Linked DNA regions of Homo sapiens: region 1 is linked to region 2. Evidence: read pairs that join two places in POLR2A ChIA-PET (ENCODE). Cell type or tissue: endothelial cell of umbilical vein. All regions are shown on one strand. Links, peaks and the distances in the headings refer to the core of each region. The heading gives the core; the rest is flanking DNA.

The links. ChIA-PET counts read pairs that join two places held together with the same protein. Peaks named below come from ENCODE experiments on the same cell type or tissue, not always from the same donor. Only the 100,000 strongest peaks of a DNase experiment are listed, where the experiment ranks them.
Region 1: POLR2A ChIA-PET joins it to region 2 with 10 read pairs; 1 of 35 experiments calls an interaction of 5 or more read pairs at or near these places.

The regions. Positions count from the first base shown.
Region 1 is chr10:34,693,770-34,704,078 of GRCh38, forward strand. It overlaps PARD3 (par-3 family cell polarity regulator), which reads right to left. Exons shown (of 25, transcript NM_001184785.2): 2 at 2,549-2,650. Among named protein-coding and RNA genes, the nearest start is that of PARD3, 120 kb to the right of the region's middle. In endothelial cell of umbilical vein, for the core only: no CTCF peak of the experiment used is centred there; a DNase peak (open chromatin) is centred at 5,412; H3K27ac peaks cover 468 bases.
Region 2 is chr10:34,140,874-34,151,182 of GRCh38, forward strand. All of the region lies in intron 22 of PARD3 (par-3 family cell polarity regulator), which reads right to left. Among named protein-coding and RNA genes, the nearest start is that of LINC02629, 240 kb to the left of the region's middle. In endothelial cell of umbilical vein, for the core only: no CTCF peak of the experiment used is centred there; a DNase peak (open chromatin) is centred at 4,998; H3K27ac peaks cover 505 bases.

The DNA of each region.
Region 1 (10,309 bases), core at 4,207-6,706, 550 kb after region 2:
GCAGTGAGCTATAATTACACCACTGCACTCCAGCCTGGGTCTCTAAATAAATAAATTAAATTAAAACAAAAGACTACACAGCCATGTTGGCATAGCTATGGTTCATGGACACAGAAATATATATATGCTAACCTCAAAACAAAAAACTACTATTCAAGTCTCTTTATTTAAAAGAAAAAGACTGTGTTTCTATCTATCTGAAGAAAGGGAAGAGTCAGGATGAAAATCTCAAACAACAGTGATAAGCTCTCAGCAATAGCAGGATGTCAGGTGATTAATTCCTTTGTATGTTTCTGCATTTTCCAATTTTTCCTCACAAGGAGTTGTGCTATTTTTACATAGGAAGTAACAGCAAGAGAGAGAGACTGAGAAAGAGAGGGAGAAGAAAAAAAAAAAGAAACAAAAAAAAGAAGGACGAAGAAGAAGGGAGAAGAGGAAGACATTGAAAGATTGATACGTTAATTCATCGCTTTCTAATACTCTGGTGGAAAAAGAGCACCTGTTTAAATTCTTCATAAATCTCTGTAGTTGCCTTGAGTGTTGGAATTGAGCCACACAATAAATGAAAGATGGTACTCTTCATGTGGACTGCAGAAAAGGATTTCAGAGTTACCCTAAGCCTGGCTCACTCAAAAGCCCAAGAAGGAGAAACGGCACCAAGAAAAATAGCATCAGAACATAAGTCGGCAGAAAACTTCTGCTTTTTTTTTTTTTTTTTTTTTTTTAAGACTAGCTCTGTTGCCCAGGTTGGAGTGCAGTGGTGTGATCTCAGCTCACTGCAAGCTCCACCTCCCAGGTTCACGCCATTCTCCTGCCTCAGCCTCCTGAGTATCTGGGACTACAGGCACCCGCCACCACAGCCGGCTAATTTTTTGTATTTTTAATAGAGACGGGGTTTCACCTTGTTAGCCAGGATCTGCATTTTTTGATACAATGTATTCCTGACCCACAGGAGCCACATGGGACAAATTCCACCATGACAGGTGCAACAGTGAATCTAATCTTCCAAATTTATACACTATTTGGTATTTGATATTTTTTGTCTTACTTGAAATTTCAAGAAAACATTTAAGATATGCACCAACTCTCAGCCAGGCATGATGCTAACTGTCAGGAATATAGGTGTGAACAAGACACAACAGCTGTGTGCACCCAGCTCACAGCTGAGGGAAAGAAGAGCAGGCCGGTGGGGAGAGGGCCAGGAATGAGAAGGAGCCCCAGTAGGAAGCAGAGTGAATATCTGGGTGATCTTACCATCTTCTGACCTCACGATGTAACCTAGCTGGTTAAATACCCTGTGCAGGGAGGTTTTAGGAGACAGTCGACCAGGCCGCTGCCTCCATACTACCATGCTGATGTAACTATGTATGTGGCTATGAGCCCTTCTGCAATTCCTTATAAGCCAAATACAAAAGGAGTGGCCAGGGCCGGGTGTGGTGGCTCACATCTGTAATGCCAACACTTTGAGAGGCCAAAGCAGGCGGATCATGAGGTCAGGAGTTCAAGACCAGCCTGACCAACATGGTGAAACCATGTCTCTACTAAAAATACAAAAATTAGCCAGGCGTGGTGGTGCACGCCTATAATCCCAGCTAGTCAAAAGGCTGAGGCAGGAGAATCGCTTGAACCCAGGAGGCAGAGGTTGCAGTGAGCAGCCGAGATCACGCCACTGCATTCCAGTCTGGGCAACAGAGCAAGACTCCATCTCAAAAAAAAAAAAAAAAAAGAATTTGCTGACTTCTACATCCAGAGCCGAACATCCTGTCACGCATTCTCAAAACGCTGAACGTTCCTCCTCCCCCTCCTCTTCCTCTTCCTCATTCCTCTCAAGAGTACAGAAAAAAAGTGGGGTAGTGGGAGGGAACACTGAAGAGCAGTAGGTGGATAGGTCCAGGAGCCAAACTCACAGACCACAGTAAAGACTGGGGAAGCACACACAGAGCATCAGAGCACTGATGGAGAAAAGGCCGAGCTTCCTGAGATCCAGGCCCTGCACAGGAGAGGCTGCCCGGGACACAAATGGCCCATCGCACAGCAAGGCTGAGCTTCCTGAGGGCCAGGCCCTGCACAGGGTAGGCTGCCTGGGACACACTCGCCCACTGCACAGGAGCACGGTGCACCGCCAAGGCCACGGTTGGGATGGATCTTCTCAGGGCCAACGCTGGGACCAGAATGCAGAATGGCTGCATGTTGTATACACGGAGATGATAAGGACAGGCCCGAGTTGTGAAGAAAGATGTTATGTTTGGTTAAATTAAGGCAGAATATGGCATAGAAATCTTTTTGTGATATTTCCATTGTAAAAGTGTAGTTTTAAAACCCCAAAACCTAGTGTTAAGTCCCAGGTATCAAGAAAATCATTATACCTTGGTATTCAGGACAGTGAAGATTCATGATACTTATTATAAAAGAAAATATACTAGAGTGGGTGGCCCACACATAATTTAAAGTATGTGTCTAAAACAGAAAGGAAAAGAATCGCACCCGCTCCCTAGTCCTCAAAAAAAAAAAATGCATTCAGAACAGGTTCCCCAGGACCTGAACTCACTCTGTCTTTATCGTCTGCTACATCACAAAGAATGTCATCAAGGTCTAGTATTCCTCCATCTCCATGTTCCAAGCGATGCACCTGTATCCAGTAGTTTGGATCCTATACGAAAGAACAGAAACACTGAATATAGCAAGTTAGCATCACCAAAAGGGAATTAGACATTTTAAACCGTGATAACTTCCTGCCCATAAAAAGGAATCAACCTCATATCAACAATACTGCAACTGATTAAAAATTCAGACAGCACCCTAAGTTTGGTATTGAGTCACTGCTCCTTTTATGATGGAGTGACTCATACACACTCTTCCCTTTGGCTCTGATGCTGATACTCTATTATGATAGGAACTGCACAAACCTGCAATATGTACTGCATAAGTAATACTGATTTCTCTAAAGCATACTAGATTTCCTATTGCCCAATATATGAAATACTTATTATACTTATTAACCCCCAATGCAATCTACAGAAATATTCTAATAAGCAAACAGCATATATTATGTGTCTGAAGAATTTGTATTTTTGCTTATCTGCAAAAAGTAGTTTGCACACCCTGGTGGCTCCAAGTGTTTCTTACAAATAGGTCTAAAGATAGGGACACAGAAGGATGCTGACAAGACCGTAGTGAACAAAGCACATCCTGTGTGGCTTGAGCCTCTTTTTACAGAGACAAAATGACACACACACACACACACACACACATATTAAAATGCGTAAACACACACACACACACACACCCCCCTCAAAATTTGCAGTGGTTATCCTGCAGTGGGATTGAGGAGAAGGAAAAAAAAGGACATCATTTTAAATTTTATACACTTCTATATGGTGTACGTATATTTTAAAATCCTTAAAACTCTGCTTTCAAATGATCTGAAGAAGAAACATAGTTGTGTGTTTCTGAACTTCTACATCACTCTTACGTACATATTCAGATGAAAATATACTAAATTGCATGTTTCACCATTCCCTACTGCTTTCATTCTGCAACACAATTGCTATCCAGAAGTTCAATCCTCCATTCTTCATACCTAAAGATGATGTTTGATACAGTTCTTTCCTGAAGCAAAGATTGGAAGAAGGAGGCTAATGATTAATGAAGAGTTAAAATACAGATTCCTGGACCCTGTTCCAGATCTACTGACTAAGACCCTGGAGCAGGGGTGCGGGGAGAATCCATATTATTAAGAAGCTCTCCAAGTCCATCTCTAACAAAGCATGCCTAAGTATCACTGAAACGGAACACTTATTTTAAAAATGCAGAATGACCAATCCTTGTCACTTTTTAACCAGCACAGCAAGTAACTCAGACCTTAATCCTCAAAGTTATTAAACATTACCGTTAAAACCATTTTGCAAGTAACAGAGTTCCTCTGCACCCTCATCTATCTGGACCTCTATGAAAGGAATCATTTATCTAGAACACAGAGAGTAAGTTTGTAAAACAAACACTCACACACACACACACACACACACGTTGGCATCCTCTTCATTTGTGGGGCCTATTCTGACTGCACATGAATCCCAATTACAACATCATCCAGGAGTCCCTGGGACACCTGCCACTGAGACAGCTCCAGAATTTGGCATCTCCAGATGTGTTGAGTCCCCAAAGAATGAAGTCCCAAAACCATTTACTGATGGTAAATGGTATTTCCTCTTCAAGGAAAATTGGAAATAATGTCCTGGGGGTGAATAAGAAAGAGGTGTCCCCTGGCCACTTAGAATAGCCACATCCTGCCCACCTCTTCCCACCAAGCAAGCTCAAGGGTGACCCAATCAACTTAAATATCAACTTTCGTTTCTAAAATACTTCCACACACACAAGCACACCAACCTCCAAAATGTGGCTTATGAAACCATTCTTTAAGCCTCCTAATCCTGTTCACTCCCTCCAGATGAGATCATTATCTGCAGCCTTTATATAATATTTGTAGCCACCCCTTGGAAATAAATCCGCACCTATGGACTTTCTCAACCTCATAACTTCATCCTTCAGAACTTGCTACATTTCCACCTTTTCCCCAGCACTTTCCCTTTCACAGCCTGTTAGGCCCTGCACCATTTTCCCCCCACTCTGTGCCCAAGGCCTCCAATGCCTGGACCACACCTTACCCTCCAGGCCAGCCCTGTCTGTCCATCAAGACTTCTCAGGCATCCTCTTCTCCAAGAGCTTTTCCTGACCATCACACCCCCAAAGCAGATCAGCAGTCTAACTCCAGCCCACTGTTTTCTTTTGTTTAGAGACAGTCTCGCTCTGTCATCCAAGCTGAAGTACAATGGTGCAATCATAGCTCAATGCAGCCTCCAACTCCTGGGCTCAAGCAATCCTCCCACCTCAGCCTCCCAAAGTGCTGGGATGATAGGCATGAGCCACTGAGCCCAGCCTGTCCCACTGTTAATGTTCCTAAAAACCACAATCGTATGGAAGATAGAGTCAGGTGTCAAGCGTGAGCCTTTAAAGGCTGTGAATTATTTTTACATATGCAGCACAAAACCTTTTGTTGACACTACTTTACCTTCCGGTTATTATACCAATTCTTTGATGATCTTCACAGCAAATTTTTTTTAAAAATTGTCTATACTTGCTTCAAGTGTGTCTTCCTCCCATAACCCCATTCCAATCAGGCTTCCTCTTCCATCATATCCACAGCAGCCTCCACGATGCTTAACACAAAAGTCTGTTGTCTGTCCTCATCTTATTTGGTCTATCAGCAGAATATGTTACCCTCTCTTTGAAATACTCTATAAACTTGGCTTGTAATCCTCCAACTAACTGATCAAGGCTTTTCTAATTTTGAGAGTCAATGGTTGACTCCTGCCTCCGGAGGGGTCCTGACTCAACAGTCAGCTATGCCAAGCAATCATGATAACATCATGCCAAGGCAAATATCAGGCTGCCACTTATTAAATGCCACTCCACAAAAATGTGCTGAATGGATATGACGTTTTGAAAAGAACTGAGCAGGAGATCAACAGTAACCCCAACAGAGCATGCTGCATTAAAAATAAAAAAATAATAAATAAAACATAAAAAATAAACATATAAAAATGACCTCCTCCCACAAGAGTTTAAAAACCAGGAAGGATATTTTTGCCACTGAAAAATACAACTCCGTAGAACAGTGGTCTCTTGGGAAATTTTAACTGGCAGCTTTCATACCATAATTCTCTTTCAATGAACAGAGGACTTGCTTTATTTTCAAGGGAAGAGTCCAGTATCCAGTGAGAAAAAGTTAGCGCATACTTATTGATTCCACTTTGTAGTAGTTTGCATTAAAAAGTTTAAAATAATAACAGTAGGAATCTCTACTGTCCAGTCCATAGACACTCAGAAATGTAGCTGAGCAAAAAATTGTGATAAGGTCCGGCATGATGGCTCATCCCTGTAATCCCAGAACTTTAGAAGGCCAAGGCATAGTGACCCACACCTGCAGTCCCAGCTAATTGGGAGACTAAGGCAGGGGGATCCCTTGAGCACAAAAATTCAAGGCTGCAGTGAGCTGTGATTGTATCACTGCACTCCAGCCTGGGCAACAGAGTGAGGCCCCGTCTCTTAGGGGGAAGATAAAAGTTATGATAAGCCACTTTTTATACTACCAATAAATTCTAATTCTACAATAATTGTATCAGTCATTGGGTGAATAAACAAACATGACAGAACATTCAACTAAAAAAGAAGAAGAATGTTTCTCATTCAGGATATGTCCATTTAAAATAACAAAAGAGTTAAACACTAACAATAATTGTGTATTATGACAACCAAAAGTCCATCACACACAGCAATAAACGAGGGGCAGAGTTCATCCATCAAATAGATGATCAAGCAGTGAATGTCCTCATGGGGCAAGGCTCCCAAGGATAGGTCCAAACCCACCGAAGAAACCTGGAGACAAAACCACATGAAGAATCACTGCTCTTATTCAGATAAAGAACATCAACTTCACCTTGCCTAGTGCTAGACAAAACATTTCCTAAGACTAAGAATGGAAGCAGAGGTAACTCTACAAGATGCAAGTTGCAAGGAATGCTGAGGCCCACTCTACTCCAGGATGTGGTAAGAGAAAACAGTGCAAAGTCCTAAGGCGAGCTTTTGTGAGTTATGACATGTATAATGCATAGGCTCCGCATATTACCCACATGTGCAAATTTCAAGAAAAGTATCTGCAACTAGAAATAGCACCCTACTTTTTCATTAACCATGGCATACAGCAATGGTCAATATCCTGTCTAACTTAAGACCAGAAAAAGATCACTGAAAAAAATCTATGTTGATAAAAAAAAAATTTGAGTATTTACTACATGCAAAGCATTGCATGAAGGCAAAGAAACAATCATCACCCAACATCAGAAATTAAAATTTATCTGACAGGCCAGGCGCAGTGGCTCACACCTATAATCCCAGTACTTTGGGAGGCTGAGGCAGGTGGGTCACCTGAGGTCAGGAGTTAGAGACCAGCCTGGCCGACATGATGAAACCCTGTCTCTACAAAAAGCATAAAAATTAGCCAGGCATGGTGGCGTGCGCCTGTAGTCCCAGCTCCTCTTTCTCCTGTAGTCCCAGGAGAATCACTTGAACCTGGGAGGCGGAGGTTGCAGTGAGCTGAGATCACACCACTGCACTCCAGCCTGAGCAACAGAGTGAGACTCCATCTCAAAAATAAAATAAAATTTATCTGACAAAATATAAGTCATAAAAAAGAGGTAGACCACGTGTTCAAAGAAAACTACACCAAAAAAAAAATGTTTTGTGAATTCAGGAAGGAAAGATCACTCTCACTTGGAAAGGTCTTCATGGGGAGGTTTTAGCAGAATGAGCAGACCAGAGGGACAGGGCACAAGAGGAGGACCCTGAGCAGGGGGAAGGGTGTGAGCAGCAGGGAAGAATGGCAGAGGTGATTCAGAACGCTGTGAACACAAAGATAAAAATGAAAGGGTAAAAACATCATATCAAAAAGACACACTTATTTTTATTTCCTACTGAAAGCCCACTGAAACCACAATACACGCGGGGATGTTGTTGTTGTTGTTGTTGTTGTTGTTGTTGTTGTTGTTGTTTCCAAGCATAATCGCACAAAGACAAAGAGAACAGAGGGAAATGAGGGAAACACAGTTTTTGGAAGCTGAGAAGCAGATGGCCCAGAGGCGACACATTTTGCAGAACCAAGAAAGGGAACCCCAAGGTAACTGTGGGGAAAGCCAAGAAGCAGCAAGACTTCCCCAACAGAGCCGGTAAGAGGCTCTGGAATGGGGAGAACCAAGAATGTCAGAACACCGGAACAAGGATGGGAAGGGGCCAGGCACGGTAGTTTATGCCTATACTCCCAGTGCTTTGGGAGGCAGGGACAGGAGGATCACTCAAGCCCAGGAGCTCCAGACTAGTCTGGGGAACGTAGTGAGGCCCCATCTCTACAAAAAAACTGGAAAAATCACCAACGTGTGGTGGTGTGCACCTGTGCCCATAGTCCAGCTACTTGGGAGGCTAAGGTGGAGGATCTCTTGAGCCCAGGGGTTCGAGGCTACAGTGAGCTTGTCTCTAAAATATAATAATAAAACAATTTTGGCTGGGTGTGGTGGCTTACGCCTGTAATCCTAGCACTTTGGGAGGCCAAGGTGGGTGGATCACTTGAGGTCAAGAGTTTGAAACCAGCCTGGCCAACATGGTGAAAGCAAGTCTCTACTAAAAATACAAAACAATTAGCCGGGCATAGTGGCGGGCACCTGTAATCCCACCTACTCAGGAGGCTGAGGCAGGAGAATCGCTTGAACCCGGGAGGCAGAGGTTGCAGTGAGCTGAGATTGCGCCACTGCACTCCAGCCTGGGCAACAGCAACACTCCGTCTCAAAATAATAATGATAATAAAACAATTTTAATATTAAAAAAAAAAAAGCCAGGCATGATAGTGCATACCTGTAGTCCCAGCCACCTAGGAGGCTGAGGTGGGAGGATCACCTGACCCTGGGGAATTTCAGGCTGCAGTGAGCCATGACTGCGTCACTGCATTCCAGCCTGGGCACAGTAAGACCGTGTCTCAGAAAAAATAATAATAATAAAATTAAAATAATAATAAATGTAAAAGATGGGAGGAAAAATAACAATACTGTCTGAAAGTCTGTAGTAATTAAAGCCCCAGCTTCCCAATGCTTCCAGAGAGCACAGTGACTGCCCCTCCCAGCCCCTGGCGGCTCACTGCAGGCTCAGACAGCAGGTCTGGACTGAGAAACTAGAGGAGGAACAATTGTAGAGGTGCCTTGTTGAAAATGAGAGGAGCCAAGTGAATATTTACGTACTGATTACAGAAAAATCCAGCCCTCTGCTTCCACTTGCTCTCAGAATGCCAGCCAGGGCTTATCCCCCCAAGGCTAGAGGTGGGAAGATCTTTCCCTGGGCCTCTATCCATCTAAAGAGAAAAGGCAGGGGGGAATCTGGCCCAGTCCAGGGACCACCCAGTGAAGCTCACAGTGTACGCCCGTGCCTGAACTCAGTGCTCTCAAGTTACCATTAGTGCCTTAGGTCAGAGCCAACCATGGAGAGACAGACTTTTAAGAACACCCCAAGGATGGAAGAGAGAACAAAACAAATAGTAAACACAACTTGAAAGAACCAGAGACTGTATAAAAAGATGCTACTAAAAATCCATCACTGGTATCCTGAGAGAGGTCAGATGGTGGTACATTCAGGTTGCAGAGGAATATGAGAAGGGAGGAAAGCAAGAAAGAAAGAAACGTGGTGAGAGAGAATTTTTTTAAAAAAAGTATTTTGGAATTAAAATATGAAAAACAGGCCAGGCACAGTGGTTCATTCCTGTAATCCCAGCACTTTGGAGGCCAAGGCAGGTGAACTGCTTGAGGCCAGGAGTTTAAGGCCAGCCTGGGCAACACAGCAAGATCCCATCTGTACAAAAAAAAAAACCATAAAAATAAGTCAGGTGTGGTGGCATGCACCCACAGTCCCAGCTACTCAGGAGGCTGAGGCAGAAAGACTGCTTGAGCCCAGGAGTTCAAGGCTATGGTGAGTTACGACTGGGCCACTGCACTCTAGCCTGTGTGACAGACACTCTGTCCAAAAAAAACTAAACAAAATACTAAGAGCTCAATAGGAAAATTAAGAGAAGTTGAAAATATCTCCCCTAGGAAGTTGGAAAAAAAAAAAAGACAAAGAAGATAAAAAAGGCTAATAATAAAATTAGACCAGTCAAGTAAGTCAAGCAACTTGAATAACAGGAGTTCTAGAAAAAGAGAATTGGGAAAACAGAGAAATAACCAAAAACAATTTCAACTTAATTCCCCAAAATGACATATGTTTCCACATTAAAAAGTTCCATAGAGACCCCAACACAATGTATAAAAGCAGACATACACCAAGGCACATCAGAACACAGAAGAAAAACAGAAGATTGGTGGGGGGAAGGGAAGGAGAACATCCAGAAAATAAAGCACAGGCCACAGTGAGGGAAAAGGAGTCACAGCAATACTGGAATCTAGACAATCATCTACCAGTGACTTCAAAACTCCTACAAGAAATAGTCCCCCATCCTAGAATTCCATTTCTTGCCCAAATACCGGTAAAGTATGAAGGTAGAAAAAAGACCTTTTTTAGAAATGCAACGTTTCCAAAAACATTACCCCTTTGTAAGTGGAAGATGTGTTCCAACAAAATAAGGCAATAAACCATGAATGAGAATGACACAGCATATGAAAACAGGAGACATAACACAGAAGACAGCTCCCGGGACGATGGTGAAGGTGGATCCCATATT
Region 2 (10,309 bases), core at 3,974-6,473:
CGCTTTTTTTGTGATGCTTCAGGGTATTTATAACATCTGAAATTTTGGGATGGATCCTTCTTTAATCTTACCACTTGTATACTGGTATGTAAGTCTAAACTCTCTTTTCCAAATTTGAACATTGAAAAAAATTATAGTTGGTAAATATCTTGTTATAGTCTTTGCATTTTTCTATGATAATCCCAGACATTTATGATATTGCACAAATGGTCTTGATACTGACTTTGAGGTTTTTAGACAAATATTTCTGTGGTTATGTACAAATCACCCTGAATTATAGAGAAAGTCTAAACTGAGGCTAAGTGGCTATATTTATATGTGTCTATGTATACATGTGAAATTAACTACTTAGGAAATATCATGTCATTTTCAGTTTATTTTCACAGTTTTACTCATCATCTGTAATATAAAAAGAATTATGAGAAACTCATGCAAATCCCAAAGGTACTCACTTTGCTCAGCTGATAAAATTCATTTCCAGATTCTGACACCCATGATTTGTTGTCCATTTCACACCAATTTCAGTGTAATAAATCATAACAAATTAAAAACATACAGCTATGCTCTCTGGGTTAAAAAGGTGGTCTCCAAAGCTGTTAATCCTGCATTTGCTTCTGATGTGATAGCTCCAGTTCTCCAGATGCTTTATGGATCACAGGGAGGTCATCTCTCCATCGGAAAGCCTCAGGACTAGATCTTACTCCAAGTCCCTCTGTGGTCTCTGGGTAACAGGACTATCATTTTATAAGCAACAAAACCTCAGGAATGTACCCCTCGCCCTATTTTATTACTTTCATCACTCTTCCTTATTAGCTTGTCATTGGTCTCAGGCAGGAGTAAGAAAAATTTAGTTTTACTTTTTGAGGGGAAGTCCTCCAGCAACAGAGAACATGCAAGCGCAAAGACATACATAATTTCAGGACCCAGCAATAAATACACACAAGAAAGCCCTAGGTAGCTGATCTTACCTAGTGTCACAAAAATGATCCAAGCTGGTCTCTACTCAAAAGGACAGCTGAATCTATCACAGCCATACCTCCAATGGGGCATCTACTGAAAACTCAGCACTAAAGTAACACTGCTTAGCAAGTTTTTAAAAATTATCATTGTCAAACTAATTATCAAGGTTTTGGTTTAAGAAACCATATTCGAATAAGAGTGACTATTGTGAGAATGTGTGTTAAGAGCTTTAAACCTCAAAGATGGTGGACTTCCTCAAGACCCTGTGAGGTACGTGGACAAAGGGCAGGGGCTGAGGTCTGGGCCTCCCAAGTCTCTTGACTCCCTAGCAGGCAATCTTAACATAGATTTAAGCAAGTAAAAGATGAGAGAAAATGTTTTCGGGGTATACCTATGAATTTAAATGCACTTTAGAAAATAAAATGTTGGCTGGGTGCCGGGGCTTATCCCTGTAATCCCAACACTTTGGGTGGCCAAGATGGGAGCATCGCTTTAGCTAGTAGTTTGAGACAAGCCTGGGCAACATCGCAAGACCCCATCTCTAAAAAAAAAAAAATTAGCTGGGTGTGGTGGTGCGTGTAGGCCCAGCTACTTGGAAGGCTGAAGCAGGAGAATTGCTTGAGCCCAGGAGTTTGAGGCTGCAGTGAACCATGATTGCACCACTGCACTCTAGCCTGGGTGAAAGACCGAGACTCTGTCAAAGAAAAAGAAAGAAACAAAGAAAAGAAACAAGGGAAAGGAAAGGAAGCGGGGGGCAGGGAGGGAGGGAGGAAAGAAGGAAAGACGGATGGAAGGAAGAAAGGACGAAGGAAGGAAGGAAGGAAGGCAGGAAGGCAGGAAGGCAGGCAGGCATCATTTTTCTTGGCACAATGCAAGAAAGCAGTTATAATGGTTAATGCCCAAAGTGCACTTACTTTTCATAGTGTGATTTTCTTGAATTCTCTAACAAATGGCAAGGACGTGTAAGGGATTCTAATAGGTTAGAGAACTGAAGAAAGTTTGTGGATTATATTATTCATTCAATAAAACCACTGGGGATACAAAGTTCAGCCAGTTGTGACCCACAGTTGAAGTCTGTGCCTCAAACTAAAATATACATTTAGGTGTCTGATTAAAGAGCAAATGAAATTCAATGTTACAGGTGAAAAATCTTGACAAACTAAAAAGAGTGAAAAACAGGAATACATTATAAAAATTTGAAATAAAGGCTGGGGGCGGTGGCTTATGCCTGTAATCCCAGCACTTTGGGAGGTCAAGGCAGGTGGATCACGAGGTCAAGAGATCAAGACCATCCTGGCCAACATGGTGAAACCCTGTCTCTACTAAAAATATACAAATTAGCTGGGTGTGGTGGTGCATGCCTGTAGTTCCAGCTACTTGGGAAGCTGAATCGCTTGAACCCAGGAGGTGGAGGTTGCAGTGACCTGAGATCGTGCCACCGCACCCCAGCCTGGCAACAGAGCAAGACTCTGTCTCAAAACAACAACAACAACAACAAAAAACTGAAATAAAAAGGCAATGGAAATTAAATTACAAAACCTGATGGGTTTTGATGACACAATAAAATGATTATCATGTTCTTCTTCATATTAGAAAGGTTTTATCATTCAGGCATAGAAACTAATTATAGAACCATTATTTTAATTCTTTAATCATGAAATGATTACAAAGAATTCAAGGCGAACATTTTCTTTGTTTTTGCTTTCTGTCTTTAATGACAGCATAATTGCAAAACACTATACGAAACTAAGCTATGTTTTTTTAAAAGAAAAAATTCCAGTGCAATGCAGTACTTAATTCCAAATCATGTCATAATTCTAAATCATGGCTAAATTCTACAGACTTTCTTGAAATGACTCAGAATATTAAATAATGTAACAAGAGATATATCACCTGTAAGTTTCATAAGAGGCTAACTCTGAAACTTCTTTGAGAATTAGAATAAAAGTAGTGAAACATACATCTAATAACCAGTTTTCTAAAAAGAAACCATTAATGAAGAGTTTGTATTACTGTTTTTAAAACATTTTAAAGATCATTAAAATATTCTTCCTGATTGATTTTTTTACTTCTATTTATGCTCTTGATGAACTTCATAATTATTCATTAATAATTTTCTGAGCTTTTTTTTCTATTTACAACTTGGCCATTATTTATCTGGAGAGAGGGAATAAATGACATAGAAATGTTAATTAATTTAACTTCTCATTTCAGATTTAGTTAAATTATTATATTAGGAAAACAAAAACAGTGTGACCATATTGGTTTGGAGTTATTGATAGATTTTGAAAACTGGAGTTATTGACAGATTTTGGAGTTACTGATAGATTGTGAAAGGGCTTGCAACATTCTTTTGTCAATTACATTTTTTTTTCAAAGTAATACTACATGTGCATAGTTTATATTTTAAAATGCTAAAAGCCTTAAAAGAATCATTAAAAGAAACTTCTTAAATGAAACTTCTGCTTCATCACATCTTGTCTCTCTGACCACCCAACCCCAAGACTTTTAAAGCTTTCAGTCGTTTTCTATGACATTTCTTTTTAACTCAACCTGAGATACTCAGAATGAATCCATTGTAATTCCTGGTTTGTGATACACTCTTGCTAGTGATGGTTTCATTGCTTACTTTCATTTAGTTATGATGAAAGTGCCATGCTCAATATTATTAAATGTAAGTTGCCAGTATGAATCTATTACACAAAGCAAAAGCTAGGAATTTAATAATAAGCCATGTCTAACCAAATTCCTCTGGTATTTAGACATTTCTGGGTAATATATTTATATCACTATCTCCTGATTTATTACTGTTAAACACACCTGTTGACTTCCTACAAAGGTAGATGAAGCATTAGCTCTCTTACACTCAAATCCAAATTCTGACTCCAAATTCCCATCTTCCACATCTTCCCAATATAATTATAGCAAAATTTATATGAAAATGATTTTACAATCTGATTTTTCAGATTTCCAGGAGAACAAGTCTATCATGGCTTATTAAGCCCAATTTTTTTCCTGGAGCCCTCTAACCTCAAAAGCTCCCACCACATACGCCAATCTAGGCTGCCTGCTTCCTGGTTTTCTGCACAGCAGAAGTCCTGGGACTTGTTAAAGCACACATTCGGTGGCTGCCTAAAAGGGTATTAGAACTAAAATATTTTGCGTTTGCATGCTTTAAATGTATGTATTCTATCATTACCACTCACTGACAGTTTGGCTAGGTATGGAATTTCAGGTAACAAAACATTACCCTTCAATATTTGAATGTGTTGCTCTATTATCTTCTAGCTTACAAGACTGATGTGAAGAAATCTGATTATATTCTGATTCTCAACTCTTCATTGTGTGTGTGTGTGTATATATATATATATATATATATATATATATATTTTTTTTTTTTTTTTTTTTACAGGATCTTCTCTTTCTGGTATTCCAAAACTTCACAATGCTGTCCTTTTTGAAAAATTGATTTTGCTCAGCACTAGGTGATTCTTTAATCTGGAATCTTAAGTTCTCCAGTTCTGGAAAAGATTCTTGTGTTATTTCTCTAATAATCTATCCTTTATTATCTCTGTTCTCTCTTTCTAGAAATTGTTTTCTTTAAATATTGGACCTCCCAGAATGAACTTTTCACTTCCTTTCTTTCTCACTATACTGCTCTTTGTCCTATAGCTCATGTTTTCCTTTATGGGAAACTTCTCAACCTCATCTATCAAGCCTTCTATTGTGTTTCTTAATACTGATATTGTATTTATTATTTTCTAAGAGTTCTTTCCCATTTACTCAATAATCCTTTCAATAGCCTCCTGTTCATCTTTGATGGTTTTAACATCATTTCTATTTCACAGAATTACTGTTTATAATTCCTTAATATTTTTCTCTTCTCTTAATTTTATGTTTCCTCCAAGTTCTTAAAGAAAACAAACAAACGTTGTTTGTTTTGGACTCTGTCTTCCACAATTATGGCTTTTCTGAAATGTTTCACATGTTTTTCTGCCCTTTTATATTTAAGAGTGAAGCACTAAAAAGCAGATTAGTCACTGTGTGCTTCAGGGGGGTTTATGAAATGGTGGACAGGAAGGCTGGGCAGAGTGTCACTTTTTTGGTTGGGAATTCTCATGACAGTGTATGTGGACTCCTTTTCCAGGGCAATTCCATGTCTTCCGAAGAGAATCTAGCAATCTTTGGTGCGGGGTGCATAAGCTTGATTCTTGACATTCCAGTGTGATTCTGTCATTCTATATTAACTATGTCCATTTTCACAAAAATAGAGTTACTATTTCTATATCTCATTCTGTTTCTTGTTTTGGAGTGATTTCCAAAAGGAAAAGAGGAAGAAATAGCTTTACTCTCTAATGTTAGACTTTCTAATTTCTGTTATTCTTAATTCTCAATTATTTTCAAATAGCTTAAATGTCTTTTCAAGAATAAAACTGGTATATGGATGCTTATATATTTTTTTAAGTAGACGAAAGACATGGATGTAAATGTTCCAAAATGGTAACAGCTATTGGTTATAATTACAGAATTATGTCCACCACTTCCTAACACACTTTAGGAATAATTTCTGTATTACTTTTTTACAATATTTATGGTTAATTTAGGGAGTACATTTTTAAAACATTGAGTTTGTAATCTACAAAGCTCCAAATACAAATACTGTTTTAAAGATTTAACCGAGTCCTCCACACTTTTTCTCCCAAGCACATGACCTGGTGCTATACTCAAACTAGTTTTCCTTTCTTTGACATGTGATGAAAATCACAGTTTGGCTTTAGTTTTTGCCCACATTTACTTCTGCTGGTCAATATGGTGACTGTGACATACAATTTTTAATCCTCTGTTTCAATCTTTGCTGGTCTTCACTCTTCGTTCTCCTGCTAAAGAGTGACCAGCTCCTATTCTGATCTCTCAGGAGTATCCCACTGATGCTGGTGACAAAGAACGTTTCCCACTTTTCCCACTGCATGCTCCTATCACCACTATGGAAGCGCATGCCTCAAGAATACAATTTCAGGCTCCAGCACATCCCCACCAGTAGATATTGTAGTTTTGTGGCTAAGGCGTGCAAATCGATACAAGTAAACTGAACCTGATTAAAGTTTCTGAAAATCACAGTCTTAGAAGAACCGAGTGGTAAGCTGATTAGCCAAAGGTTTACTGAAAGCCTTTTTTGTTTCAATCCTTGTGTTTGAAAATCCTTCTAGAAAGTAATAAAGGTCTCATCCATCTTGAAAAGAAGGAATAATGGATATTTAACTTAAAAAAAAAAAACTTTTGAGATTTTCATGACTCACTGTTGAGTACTTTGTAGAAAAAAAGGACGAAATTGAGTTCTTTTGGTTTCTCACTATTTTTCTGACAGACCCCCCACCTCACCCCGATAACAGCACTTTTATAGGTATCTACCTCTTGTTTCTAAAAGTGTAATTTGGAAACATATTGGCTAACTGTGGGTTTGCTTGGTTTCTAGCTAATTGAGACTTTATTGTATTGTTGCTTAATACATGATTTTAAAATTATACTGCAGCTGATTAAAATGAGAAAAATATATCTTTACTATTGTGGCAGAGTTTTTTCTTTTTTTCTCTAGTTTGACTTTTTTTCTCTCAATTTCAGGGATTTTCAAATTTCTAAAACAAAAACAAATCAATATTTAATTCCAGACTCAAATTGCTTAATATGTGGATAAAAACCTTTTGATCTTTATAAGTTTATATATATAGTAAAATTTTCCCTTTACAATGTCTAAATTTGCCTCTACATAATAAAATTTGTCTCACAATGATATCTACTTTAATTTGATACTTTACTAACTTTGTTTTGGAAAAAAATCCCAACTTAATATGATTATAGATTTTTAAAATATTTGTTTTTCTCTTTATATATATAATTTTTTAAAAAAATCTTTCAGCTCCTATGAAAGGGCTGGGAAAACAGAGTACTAGTATTACCCAGCCAAGGTGCTGCCAGATCATGAGCTCTAGGGCCAAAGGTCACAGGAATTCAGGGGCACATTTCAAAACCACCTGGTGCCTCAAGGCTCAGTAAGGAAGGGGGCAGTGCCAGCTTCTACCTGAGGACAGAGGAGAAAAGAATGGAGCAAAACATCTGCTAAAACTCAGCATGACCCTTCCCAAGCAGATTGGAACACTGCCTTGCCTGTATTTTATACTTCCAACCGATGTCCAAGTACTGGTGTGTAGGGAAACTAAGCCAAGACCAAATGGGACTAATGATGTGTTTGGAAGCATCAGAAGCCCAGAATGAATAGAGAGAGATACTGACAAACACACTGACATACATACGGACACAGGCATAGATTTAGATATAAATATCAGCAATTGCCTAACCCAGCCACTTATACTAAAGAACCGCTTTGGGATTCCTTTTCTTGAGCTGGAAAAGAAAAGCCTTAGAAAATACATACTGAAATATTAGCCACGTTTGCACAAGCCAACCACCTGACATGAAGCTACATTAAGCCTCAGAAGTCACAGGCCTCCACAGATACCGTTTTGTTTTGTCTTTTCTCATATTGTAATGTCTCTACAGACTGGCGCTGACATTGTTTCATTTTGATATCATAATAGTGTCTCCATGGATTTTGGCTGACATTTTGTTTTGACATTATGTTACAACAGACCTCCACTGACATTTCATTTTGTCACCACAACATTGTTTCTATAGGTTTCTGCTACGTTATTTTGTTTTGACATTAAAAATGCCATCTCTGTGGTCTCAGTGCAACATTGTCTAGAGAACTTTTGGAGAAGGTATGGGGGTGCATGAAATAGATAAGTGGCATCATACAGAACATTTAATGAAGTTGAAGATGTTTTCCATAGAGATAAATTTATACGATACTTAATATTTGCAACATTGTTTCCAAGTCCTAGGGTTTATTACAATATGGATTCAGTTAAGGTGTTAATTCTCTGTCTTTCCAATAAAAGGAGACCCCACAATCCCTTTTATATGTCAAAAACTTCAAAGAATTAATCCTCTATCCCTCTATTGCCAGAATCAAGTTTTTTTTTGTTTGTTTTTAATGAATATGGTCTGAATTTTGTGTTGCAGAACTGTAGGAAGTATTTACGAAGTAAACAACTATAACCCTTTTAATTGTTGAATTTAAGAAACCGTTGATCATGACACATTTTATAAATGTCTAAGAAGACAGAAAATGCTGTCAATTAAAATGCCATTGTATAATAAGTATCTTGATATCAGGGATTTTAAATTCTGAAAAGCTGAATCTTATAATTGATTAAAAATGGTGATGGTATGTATTAAAATTAGCACTACCAGAAACAGCAATAAAAATAATTGATGACCATTTGAGTATTTTTAAATAAATAATAGGATAAAAACATGAATCTTAAACTGATTTTGCAGTTTTAGGTAGAAATCATCTAGTGATTATCCTGAGAGAGGTTTGAAACAGACTTCCCCCTTTCCTGGTAGTCTCCTCTTTCTTCTTGTATTCACAAAATTCTCTATGAACATGTTACTATTTGTAATAAGACCAAGAATATTGACCTCTAAAGCTGCATACTTCTAAATTCTATTAACTTAAATCCCAGGAAAATATCTTTACAATGTAATGATATATCTTCAGATTTGACCAAAAGCCAATATGACAAATGGTCATAATGGGAATATTTCTGTGTCTTTGCAAGCTATATTAAAAAATGTTATTTGATTTGTTATATAATTTTTCTTCTATAATGTATATAGACTTCACAGTGAAATTATACAGCACAATTTAATGCCAGAGAAGGTGTTGCTACAGATGATCTCACGTTTATCAAAGAATTGAGCATAAGAAAATTCATGAATCTCAAACAAGTCTTTGTTTGAAAATGCTTATTCTGTTTCACAATTTATCTATTACAAGTATGTATATTAAAAATACTCCTAGAATTCAGCACTAGTGAAAGTATTCTCCACATGAACTAACATATTTCCTCTGATCGTAGATTAAGGATTTGATGTTGTTCTTTTTGCCTTGGCTGCCAGGAAACTCTGAGATTAAACTGATGTACAACTATAATTACTCTGTCATTCCAATTAGGTAGTCATATCAATTTTGTAATGTTCTTTCTATCATTTTTGTGTCCTTGTAAACTTCATTTGAACAGCTATTTTAAGAAGCTGCTTCAAATAATTTTTTGGAAATAAGGTGGTCTTAACTCATAGAGGGTCACAATGACCAATTTGTTAAGTATGAAATATAAAGCACAGAGTTTCTTGTCATATTTTGAATAATTTCTTCTGATACCCCTTATAGAAATCATCATATTGGCTTCAAGTATATGTGAATAATATGAGATGAGATACAAGTAAACATCTAATCCAGTGCTGACCACAGAAGAGGCACTTCATAAACACTCAATACGATGAAGAATAAGGACATCTAGGGAGAGACATAGAGTGGGTCATTAGAAACCCATGCCTGCAGCTCAGGAGAGAAGTGAAACTGAAGATATAGCTTTGGCAGTCATCGACATATACACAAGTGTAATGTAAGTCATGGAAGTGGATGAAATCACAGTGATAGAATATGGAGAAGAGGGCTGGAGATATATGATAAACCCAACCAACAACATTCTTAGAAAATAACGATTTTTACTTTTCATTGTAGTTGAGTCACAGCAAGAGAGAAGCAAAAAAGAAGCCTGGCTTGCTCATGAAGTCGGGATCTCGTGGGATGTTACAATGTGCTGGGTTTGAGAGCAGTATGTGAGGTGACGTGCCGGACTCTGCCGCAAAAGATTCATTGCTGGGAGCAGGTGGGAGACCTGAATCTCGCTGCTCCCTCCAGCTGGGCCTCAGGCTTGGGGAATACCTGGGCTATGGCAGGTGAATCTGCTTTGCTGGTGAACAGTCTTCTCAGGGGCTGCCAATCCAATTACTTCTATGAGTGCTAAGGTTTCACTAGTTACAAAAAACTCTAAAGTAAATTAAAAATTTGTTTAAATTCATAAAATATGACAGCTCTAAAGTATTATCATAATTATCCTCTCCAAGTCCATCTCTAAGACTAACCTTCCTACTTCCTCAATGTGAGATGAATACCTGCTGTCACATACATGTTTTGTCCCTTCTATAGTCTGGCTAGATTTCTCATGAAAAGAGGGAAAGAAATTGTATCCTTCTCTTGACCAAGTTCACCATATCCTCAGGATTTCTTTGCAGATGAACTATTTAGTTAATGCAGTTTCTAAGGCCCAGTGAATAGTATTGTGAAAGAGATTTTTCAAAGAAAGCTGATTGGACATCTTCAATATACACCAATACTTTCCAAACGAACAAACAAAAACTTTGTAAGCTTCATTTTTTTTTT